2 separate regions of the Homo sapiens genome follow, and region 1 is linked to region 2. Evidence: chromatin loops called from intact Hi-C (ENCODE). Cell type or tissue: Caco-2. All regions are shown on one strand. Each heading gives the region's core, and the rest is flanking DNA. Links, peaks and the distances in the headings are about the cores only. Region 1 overlaps SHROOM3 (shroom family member 3). Region 2 holds the start of SOWAHB (sosondowah ankyrin repeat domain family member B).

Evidence for each region. Peaks named below come from ENCODE experiments on the same cell type or tissue, not always from the same donor. Only the 100,000 strongest peaks of a DNase experiment are listed, where the experiment ranks them.
Region 1: a loop joins it to region 2, with 4 times the contacts of the local background. A loop is called at or near these places in 3 of 110 quality-filtered maps.

Annotation. Positions count from the first base shown.
Region 1 is chr4:76,765,738-76,771,108 of GRCh38, forward strand. It overlaps SHROOM3 (shroom family member 3), which reads left to right. Exons shown (of 11, transcript NM_020859.4): 10 at 4,889-5,161. The region is part of intron 1 of SHROOM3-AS1 (SHROOM3 antisense RNA 1); the gene reads right to left. Among named protein-coding and RNA genes, the nearest start is that of SHROOM3-AS1, 34 kb to the right of the region's middle. In Caco-2, for the core only: no CTCF peak of the experiment used is centred there; a DNase peak (open chromatin) is centred at 2,504.
Region 2 is chr4:76,895,476-76,900,846 of GRCh38, forward strand. SOWAHB (sosondowah ankyrin repeat domain family member B) reads right to left here and starts at 2,669. Exons shown (of 1, transcript NM_001029870.3): 1 at 1-2,669. The coding sequence starts at 2,374. RefSeq lists silencers at 2,020-2,129, 2,390-2,689, 2,760-2,829. In Caco-2, for the core only: no CTCF peak of the experiment used is centred there; DNase peaks (open chromatin) are centred at 1,703, 2,247, 2,726 and 3,606; H3K4me3 peaks cover 2,823 bases.

The DNA of each region.
Region 1 (5,371 bases), core at 231-5,230, 130 kb before region 2:
TGCACAAAAAATATAATTAGAATGTGTATAATACTTTCATATTTTCCAAAGTGATTGCACCAGCCTTCAACTCTTCAAATTTCTGGCCTCCATTTCAACATTCATGACTTGAGAAGTCGAATTTCTAGAAAATGCTTTTGAAAAACTCAACAGTGGAAAGAAACAAGGCTTTTCTTTTCATCCTCATGGTTTTCGTTATTTCTGTTATGACTTCTTTTGAAACTAATATCATATGTTGTGGTTTCCGCCAGCCTCATTTGAGCCTCATAGTATTCTTATGAGCTATTTTAATAAAGTGATGAAAGTCTGAAGCCAGATGATCTGCGTTTAAGCCTGGCTCTGTCACGTACCAGCTGCATGGCCTTGAACAAGTTAACCTCTATCCTCCTCACTTTCCTCATCGGTAAACGGGGATAATAATAATACCTCTCTCACCGGGTTGTTGCAAGTAGTAATTGAATAGTAAAACACTTAAATGGTGTCTGGCACAGAGAAAGAGCTGAATAATTAATTAGACATTATTATTAGTTTTCGGCAGGTGTTATTTTCTTCTCGCTGTGGATAACTGAGAAACAGAAGGTCAAGTGACTTGCCTGATGCCGAATGTTATGTCAGAGCCTCCTGCCTCCTTGTCCAGTGTTCATCCTGCTGTAGGCAGGAAGTGGGGAAGGGTCCAGAGGACATTTCTGCAGAGGATGAGGTGGGAGGCAGGGTCTATGAAGCTATGTTTGGGGGAAGAACTCGTATAAATAGCATCTCACACAGGGTGAGCTAACAGTTTATGCCAGATGAGAAGTGGATAAATGATTTCACAAATTAAGTAGCTCCTGAGAGACTAGTGTGTTATTTAAAACAAAACACACCTCTTCTCCCTCCCCCGGTGAGTTATTCTGGTAGACATTGGTAGGTTTTTTGGAAGAGATCTGCCTGGCAAAGAAATGGCTATTTAGTACAGCCAGCTTTCTCTTGCTGCTGTCAGTTTCTCAAATCCCTCTTAACTGCATTTTAAAATTCAAATTATCATATTTTAAGGGGCTCGTTAGGGCTTTTAAAAAATTCAAATGCCACCTAACTGAGGAACATTCAGCCAGGAGTGACTGACGTGACCACTCAGTAATTCTGGCCTTAGCATCTGTGGCTGAGCCATGAGATATCACATTAGAGCCCAGCAAATATTAATAACTTTCCAAAATCAGGTTCTTTCCACAGAAGCCTCCCTGCATCACTTCTATACATTTTCATCTCATTCCGTTCTTTCTTGCACCGTGAAGCCTGGGGTACACACATGCTCCTGTGACAGATTTATTTATGGTTCTGCCCAGCACTGATGTCTCTGAAAACCAAAACAGGGTCTGGGAAGGAAAGATGGGGTTGACTGGATGGTTGTGTTTGAAGCCCGATTGCAGTTTGGCTGGGTCAAGTTATTTTGACCCTTCCAGTCCACTGAACCATGCTCACCTCAGGGCCACCCCTGCAGTGTTGCTGATCTGCTTAGGTGCCGGAGAGAGCTGTTGACCTGAGTTCAGCAGAAAATTTGAAAGGATGAGTTCTCTCCTCTCATCACTCACCACCACATGTGAGAGCAAACTACTTATCCTTGGTTTCTGCCCATTTGCAAATTGATAAGCATCACACATGTCCTTTAAAATACCAGCCTCTGGCTGGGCGCGGTGGCTCACACCTGTAATCCCAGCACTTTGGGAGGCCAAGGCAGGTGAATAACTGAGGTCAGGAGTTCGAGACCAGCCTGACCAACATGGTGAAACCCCATCTCTACTAAAAATACAAAATTAGCTGGGCGTGGTGGCGGGTGCCAGTAATCCCAGCTACTCGGGAGGCTGAGGCAGGAGAATCACTTGAACCCAGGAGGCAAGAGTTTGCAGTGAGCCGAGATCACGCCATTGCACTCCAGCCTGGGCAACAAGAGTGAAACTCCATCTCAAAAAAACAAAACAACAAAAAAAGCAGCCTCTAAGAGCCACAGGAGGATTTTTAAATACAATGAGGCCACATGAAATAATAGTTTAATAAGGGTTTTAGTTCCTTCCAGAAATGACAACACACCATACTAGTTTCAAAAAAAGTCATTAATAGAAATAATGAAAAACAGGCTGAAAAAAACCACCTTGTTTCTTTCCACTATTTGGTTTTTAAAAAGCATTTTCTAGACATTCTAGAAATTCTGCTTCTCAGGACATGAGGTTGAAATGGACGCCTGAAATTTGAATGAGCTGAAGGCCTTTTCCTGAGGGTGCAGTGATAATGTTTTGCCCCAGTAACTATCTCTTTCAATTTGGTATAACCCAGTTGTCTTTAAGTGTCTTCCAGTAACATCTAGAGCAAAAAGCCTAGGAAATGTACCCTTCGAGTTAAAAATTCCTGGGCTGACTTCACATAGATGACATTCTCTCTCATTATCTGTCTGAAAAACAGGAATGATGACATTTGACTTGTCTTAACCCAGTCCAGCAGGAATGCTGGGAGACACAACAGCATGCAGTGTTTATTTTTCCTGCTGCTTTGCATTCCAGTGTCCTTGCCATTTTCTCCATATGCGCTGATATCACAGTGAAAGATCATCACACCCTGCCAGGCATTTTGCTGGAGGTATATAACATGTTCTCTTGCAGGTAAATTTCATAGCTTCCAGCCAGAATTGCTTTTTTGGAAAATGAAATTTTTCCAGGTGAAGATAAGAAAACTTAAATAATTAATATTAAGCAATTTTAACAGCTTGAGGAAAACCAAAGATTATAACCTGTGATGAGATGGTGCAGCAGATGTGATTTTTGAGACAGAGTCTCATTCTGTTACCCAGGCTGGAGTACAGTGGTGTGATCTAGGCTCACTGCAAACTCCACCTCTCAGGTTCAAGCGATTCTCCTGCCTCAGCCTCCTAGTAGCTGGGGATTACAGACGCCCACCATCACGCCTGGCTAATTTTTGTATTTTTTTCAGTAGAGATGGGCTTTCACCATTTTGACCAGGTTTGTCTCAAACTCCTGACCACAGGTGATCCGCCCACCTCAGCCTCCCAAAGTGCTGGGATTACAGGCATGAGCCACTGCGCCCAGCCTGGATGTGAATTTTTTAGCCACCTGCAGCCTCTAGGATTAGGCAGATTGAGAAAACAACAAGATGTCACCATTAAAGCCAGAACTTAGACATTTCAAGGACATTATGAACCTCACTCACTTGTGAAGTACCTCTGATGGTCCGACTCCAAGATAGGCAGATTGTGGAGAAATAAATATTTCCCTAGTCATTGTGATTACATTCCTAATGGACCTTCTCTGGTGCTGATACTGAAATAGTACAAAAAGTTGTCAGTACCTTTCAATTCTGTTGGTCAAAAATATGTTTTTCCTTTTTTTGTGTGTGTGTTTTTTTTTTCCTTTAAAATGAACATATACTTCCAACATAGAAGTTGTAACCTTTATATTTAACCAAGTTTCCAGTTGAAGCCAGTTTGGGGTGTGCATGTGTGTGCATGTGTCTATATGCGTGTGTGTGTATATACACACACACCAATTATATATATAGTATGCATGTGTGTATGTACATACAGAGAATTTTTGAGCTGGGGCCTTTTTAGCAGTAAAAAAAAAAAAGTAAGTTTTAACTAAAAAAGATTGTCTTCTTTCCATCTAGCTATTTTAGGCTAAGAGAAAAATGAAAGACTAATTACAAAAACCGTGGAGTTTAATTTCTGTTGTGCAAAAGAAGCAGTAGACAATATAAATGAATTCAAACTAGAAGCCACTAAGACATTTACTTCCTTCCTTCAGTTAAATATATTGGGTATTTGCTTCACTGTTTTATAAGTATGGAAATATGTGATTAAGGTGTCAAATTGCACAGCTCTGGTAACTGGAGACAGGGGAGGTAGAACAAGGGGCTGACTTTCTGATAAAGGTCTTGCTGTCAATTTCTAATGATTGTACAAGGGTGGCCCCTAAAGTGAGGCTGACTTGAGTTCACTTCACCTCACAATGTCTTAGTTTCCTCCCTTATTATAGGTAGATAAAACAGTATCTACTATAAGATTGCTGGGAAGACTAAGTAACATAATCAGTGTAGAGTTTCTCCATATGTATGGCACATATCAACTGCTCTACAAATGGTAGCTACAATTAATATTCAACTCAGCTCTAAGACCTTGGGCCAATCCCTTAATTCCTCTGACTCTTGGCCTATTTGTAAAATAAGAATACTGTTTACTCTACCTGCCTACTTACCCATAGTATTGTCATGAGGATCAAATGAGAACATGTCTTAAAAGGACTTTTAAAAATGAGTAATTGGCCAGGCACAGTGGCTTATGCCTATAATCCCAGCACTTTGAGAAGCTGAGGCTGGTGGATCACTTGAGGTTAGGAGTTCGAGACCAGTCTGGCCAACATGATGAAACCCCATCTCTACTAAAAATACAAAAATTAGCCAGGCGTGGTGGTGGGCACCTGTAATCCCAGCTACTCAGGAGGCTGAGGCAGGAGAATCGCTTGAACCCAGGAGGCAGAGGATTGCAGTGAGCCGAGATTGAACCATTGTACTCCAGCCTGGGTGACAAGAGCCAAACTCTGTCTCAAAAAAAAAAAAAAAAAAAAAAAAAAACAGAAGACAAAGCTGTACATAGCATGACACAATGGAAAACATTACAAGGTTGTGTGTAATCAAGTGTTGGTGTGTGAGGTTTAGAGAAAGGCAATGGTAGACCCTTAGGGAAAGAAGGCTATTATGGCATAATATTGGGGGACACTCCATATAGAGAAGGGGGAGGATATTCAGCTGAGCCTTGAAGATGACAGAAGGTGGCTGGGGGAGGTGACTTCTGCTTCCACTGGCACCTCCTGTTGGCTGATCTTTGCGGTCTTATCTGTCATTTCAGGCTGAGCTCATTGGAAGTCTCACCCACAAGCTGGAGACCCTCCAGGAGGCGAAGGGGAGCCTGCTCACGGACATCAAGCTCAACAACGCCCTGGGAGAAGAGGTGGAGGCTCTGATCAGCGAGCTCTGCAAGCCCAATGAGTTTGACAAGTATAGGATGTTCATAGGGGATTTGGACAAGGTGGTCAACCTGCTGCTCTCCCTCTCGGGGCGTCTAGCCCGTGTTGAGAATGTCCTTAGCGGCCTTGGTGAAGATGCCAGTAATGAAGAAAGGGTAGGTGGCCTAGTGATGCAGTTCAACAAGTTCTCCCTCAAAGCCCACATACATAGAGAGGCGCCATTAGACGCCATCCTTTCTCTCAGGAAGATTTGTGGCAATCTCTTTGGGGCAGGGAGAGAATACATGTATAGGTAACCAAGAAACAGAGAAGGCATTTTCTGTGTTGAGATATAATGCTGGCCAGGCGTGGTGGCTCATACCTGT
Region 2 (5,371 bases), core at 119-5,118:
TATACTCTTCTCTTTCCCTTGGACTGTGGAATTTCTCATACTGGTTGGCCAGTTTCCACTTGTTGTGCTGACTTTTGAGTAGTGCAGCGAAGGAAGTTTTTCGGGTGACACTTCTAGATATTTCCTTGCTCTTGGCCTTTCTGGTAGGGGAAGAACTTCCAACTAAGGGATAGACAGGGAAAATGGGCTTGCCCCGAGGAGCTCCCAACAGCTGCCATATTTCCCCAGAGGTATTACTGGTTAGATACTGCCATGGCTTCTTCCCACTGCTGTCCCTGACATTTACCCGAGAAGCCAACCTTTGCACTAGCAATTTGATGACCCCCTGGTGGCCGTGAATGGCTGCAAGGTGCAGCGGGGTATATCCACAACTGGACCTCACGTTTACATCAAGGACAATCCCTGCCTTCTTTGCTCCAGACACCAAGTCCTGAAGGGCCCTGAGGTCACCATGTTTGGCTATCCAGTGCAACGCAGTGTACCCAGTCAAAAAGTCTTTGTGCAAGGCCAGTTGAGGGTCCTCCCAGAACAAAGTCCACACCTGAATCCAGGAGCCACTGGCAAGCTTCACAATCCACTCATGCTCCCTGGCATCTAGTGGAACCAGGGATGATTTGTGCTCAGAAGTTCTGTGGGGGGCCAAGGCTGCAGACCCCTCCCCACTGGGGACCCACAGGCTGTGTCGCCAACCCCGCTCGGCCACAACAGCCTTAACCTCTGCAAGTTTTAGTGATAAACCTGCATCAACCCTTGGGCTGGGTGCCGTTCCTGCCTTGGAGGGCTTCCTGGATCGAGGTGGGCGCCGACTTCTTTTCAGCAAGCCCTCATCGAGGTACTCCTCATCAGAGGAGGACAATTTGGCTCTCCCTGCCAGAGAGCTCCTCCTGAGGGACCTCCTTAACTTAGGAACTGGCCAAGGCAAAGGCTTCAGGGGGTGGCCTGCAAGGCCATTAGCCCCTGCAGGGACCTGCTGAGAGATGTGACCATCCCCTCTGTTTCTGAGACCCTGAGGGCTCCGGCTGGGGCTGCCCTCCTTCCGAGATACAGAAAGGCCCCCAGCTGGATTCCTGAGCTTCCCCCTATCTGGGGTTCCCAAGACAACCTGCAGCCCCTCTTCAGAAGCCCCCGGGGAGTCTTTGGGCCCACTGCTGCTCTCCTCACTGCCATCACTCTCCTGGTCCACAAAGTCATCCAGATCTTGGAGGGACAGCTGACAACGAATGCTGCGAAAGACAGTCAATGAAGGGTTCCCCGCCCAGGATTCCCAGGACTCATCCGGAACAACAGGAAAGAGAGAGTGCGAGGAAAGACAGGGGTCTGGCGGCTCTGAATTAGGCTCCGTGGAGCCGGGTTCCAAGGGCAGCTGGAGGAAGTTGTCTGGCAGCACCGACCAGGCGCGGATAGGGCCCTGATCACGGGCCTCGGGCACCTGCGGGTGCCTGGCCACCCACTCTCGAGTGCGCTGCTGCTGCTGCTGCAGGGTCGAATAATGCAGGGAGCTGGGGGTCAGCAGCTCCGGCCGGTCTCCGCGGGGAGCGGGGCCGGGCAGGAGAGCAGGCGGGGAAGCCCTGCTTGTCGCAGCCTCGACGGTGGCGGGAGGCGAGTGAGCCACTGCAGGCACAGGCGCCGGCTCAGCTAGCGCGCCTTCTTCCCGCTCCCTGGAAGCCCCGCGGTCATCCTGGGCAGGCAGAGCCCGTGCCGGCTTCTCCTCCGCGGTGGCCGAGTGCGGGAGTGCGCCGAGCTCTCCCGGCAGTACAGCCAGGTTGTTCTGGAGGCATTCCCAGCAGCAGCGGCCCTGCGTCTTCGCCGCCGCGCAGCTCGCTCTCGCCTGGGCCCCTGCCGCTGCAGCTGCGGGCACCGGCGGCCTCTGTCCGGGACTGCCCTTCGATCCGCCGCCCTTCCCGGGCGCCCTACGGGAGTCGCTGCCCGGGAGTCCATTGCAAGCTGCGTCGGCGGCTCTGGCTGCTGCACCTGCTGGCTCCTCCTCCGGCTCCTTCTCGCGCCGCCGCCGCCTGGGCTGCTGCTGGGGCGGCTCCCCCCGGCGCGCGCCTCGCGGGGAGCAGGGCGCAGCTCCCCCTGCACTGGGGGCGGCCGCGGGCGGCTCGCGGGGTCGCTGCAGCCCCTCCTCCCCCAAAAGGTCCCTGTATCTCCTCTTGAGCACCACGTACTTGGTGCCGTCGGGGTCCTGGCGCACTGCGGCGACCGAGTTGACGAAGCCCTTGAAGAGCTCGCGGCGGTGCTGGTGCTGGCTGGGGGACGCGTCGGGGTCTCGGAGAAAGCTCTTGAAGTGGCTCAGCAAGGCAGCGTTGGTCACGCGGCCCCCAGCCTGGCACAGAAAGTCCAGTAGTGCCTCCTGGCTCAGCTCTCGGGCCATCGCTGCCTTGTCCTCCGCCCCAGAGGTGTCTGAGTCTCGCCCTCCCGGGGCTCTCCCCAGCCAGAGGAAACCCTGGCCGGGCGAGTGTCACCTGCGCCCGGGGCGGCACTAGCCGCCCCCATCAGCCGCGGAGGCCAGCGCTGCCCGCAGCCCGTGAGCGCGCCAGGAGGGCCGTGGGTCCCCTCCGGGTGGCCCCAAGGCTGAGTCCCCGCGGCAGTCTGCGTGAGAGAGGGCGGCTCCGAGGCCGCCCCTGCGCGACTCTAGCCTCTCGCAACGAGTCCTCACAGCGAAAGTTCCCGGGATAGGGCCGAGTCGGTTTCACCTGCGCCCTGGCGGCACCTCCTCCCTGCCTCTGGGGGAAGGGTCAGGCCCGCCTCCTCGTGTCCCTCCGCCCCCTGAGGTCTCCCCCACCCCCTGCCACCCATCCCAGAAGAGTCAGGCCGGAGAGCCAGCCGGTAGGTGAGGTTGGCGGCGAACCGAGCCGGCAGCGAACTGCTCTGCGGCCGGGGAAGTGGAAGGCAGGTAGGCGACCGGCCGTTCCTCTAAGTCTCCGCCACGCAGGAAACAAAAGCGATAGAAGGTCCGTTCCTGTCCTCCGGTGCTTTGATGAGTTCAGGCTGAAGCCGATGGGGGAGGAGGAGAAGCTGCAAGTTAACAGGCAATCTGAGTTATCTTTCTTTATTAACGCTGTAGAGGAGTACTTCAGATTTCTCGAGGCTGTATTGAGGTCCGCAAAACTCACTTTGCATCCAAACTAAATTTTTCTTAATATAGAAATACTTTCTGGGCCGCTTCTCCGGCGCCCCCTCCAAGGGGTCCGAATACATCCAAGTCTATACTGAAAAGAGAAATCACTCTGAAAATTACTACTGGGCAATATTGGTTTGGGACTTTTTCTTTCATACTTGTCTTTCCTTCATACTTGTCTCACATTAAGGTGCTGGAAAAAAAAAATCACTTTGATAGCTTCTTGCCCCCGGCGGCTAAAATGAACTAGGAATTATGTCTCGCCAGTTAAGGTATTTGATGTGTAGCATTAGTTTGCTTTTATTTACTCTAAAATTTGTGAACAGCAGAGATTTGTACAGTGTTTTGTATTGGCTTGGTGAAGTGCTTCCTTTCAGAATGTAAGGTTCAAAATGCAGACTAGAGCTGTCTTTAACAGCACCTTTTCCCCCTAACAGCTGGGATCCCTCTTCCTTTTTCTCTCTCCACATGTTGACCCTTCTGTCTTTGATGTGAGATCCTGGATGTCCCTCACTGTTCCTTATCAGTCCTGTTGACATGCCTGAGATAGTTTTCACTGTCATTATCTCTTTACCTGTTTTAGTTCCAAGCCTTCTCTCATTCTTTTCTTTAACTTGGCCTTCCCATTTCTTTCTGTTACACGACATCCTTGTTTACCTTCGGCCTCTACTGACAGGAAATATGTCTGTTTCTCAGATCCTCTCATGTCCACTGTATTTCCCATTCAAAAACCTCGATTTTCTCCTTCCCTGTAATTTGCCTCTCTTTTCTCATGGACTCTTCTCATCTTTTCACTTTTCCTTTTGCTCTTCTATTTCTGATTACTCATAGTTCCTATACTTCTCGCCAAGAAAGAGTATTGAAAGTATGTGTGTTGGCCCTACAATTGTTGACAAAGACATGTTTTAGCATGGACCAATCTTAGTGACTGCCCTATAGACCACATTAACTGAGCTTGATTTTAAATCCCCAAAAATACCCTAGCACTTTTCCAGGAATGAATCTTTGGTTTTACATTATCTAGGTCAGAAAAAAAGAACTGGAAACATTTTTGTCTATTTTTGGCATTTTCTAGGATCCAAACCCAATACTGGGTTGAGAGAGGGATAGTGGTTTTCACTGATGTCTCTACATAACATCAAGCCTTTAGGATAGTTTTTAAAATTAAGGTTTTGTATTAAATTTCAGCTTTCTTTTGAGTTTATTTGCTGGTATAGAGTCTTGTTGGGACTGAGTAAGGTGAGTCCATACCTAAGGCAGGAGGAACACCAAATGAAAGACTCAAGTGGGCATTTTAGAATGGCAAGTGGAAAGAATCCCTCTTTGCTACTTTTTAAAACATCTGGTTACAAAATAAGGGGCTAACTGCAAAAGAGAGCCATAATATGGACTGAGGTTTCGACTCAAAGGAAATAAAAAGACTAGAGTGAAAGAAAGTGGAGGGCCAGGTGAGGGGAGATTATAAAGCATCTGTTTGTTGAAATCAGATCATTTTTAGTTGAGGGTGGAATTAATAGGATTGGAGCCAAAAAGAAGAAAAAAAAATCTGATTGCTTTAGATTTCTGGATTCCCAGGTACTTTGGTGTCCAGACCTTCTCCTCTCTCTCTCTCTTGTCCCAGGATAAAGAGGTGGTTAATTGGAAAGCTCTTTACATTATCTCAGGGAGAATTTTCCTGCCTCCCACATATACAGTTCATTATTTCCAAAAATATTTATGAAGCTCCTACATTACCCTGACACTGTTGGAAATGGGTATAAAGAAGAAAGTGTACTTGAGAATTCACTATTTCTCTCTATTTAGTAAGGAGCAACAAGAGAAATGGCATGAACCTGAGTGCTAAGTGATTTAACAGAGACATGCACCACATACTGGTGAAGTTGAGGGGAGGTGCATAAAGGAAGAACTCAGGCTCAGCTTGGGGGATCAGGACAATTTTCCAGTAAGAGCTAACTTTGGGGCTGGGCGCGGTGGCTCACAGCTGTAATCCCAGCAGTTTGGGAGGCTGAGGCGGGCGGATCACGAGGTCAGGAGATCGAGACCATTCTGGCTAACATGGTGAAACCCCATCTCTACTAAAAATACAAAAAAATTAGCCGGGCGTGGTGGCGGGCGCCTGTAGTCCCAGCTACTCGGGAGGCTGAGGCAGGAGAATGGCGTGAACCCGGGAGGCGGAGCTTGCAGTGAGCCGAGATCGCGCCACTGTACTCCAGCCTGGGCGACAGAGCGAGACTCCGTCTCAAAAAAAAA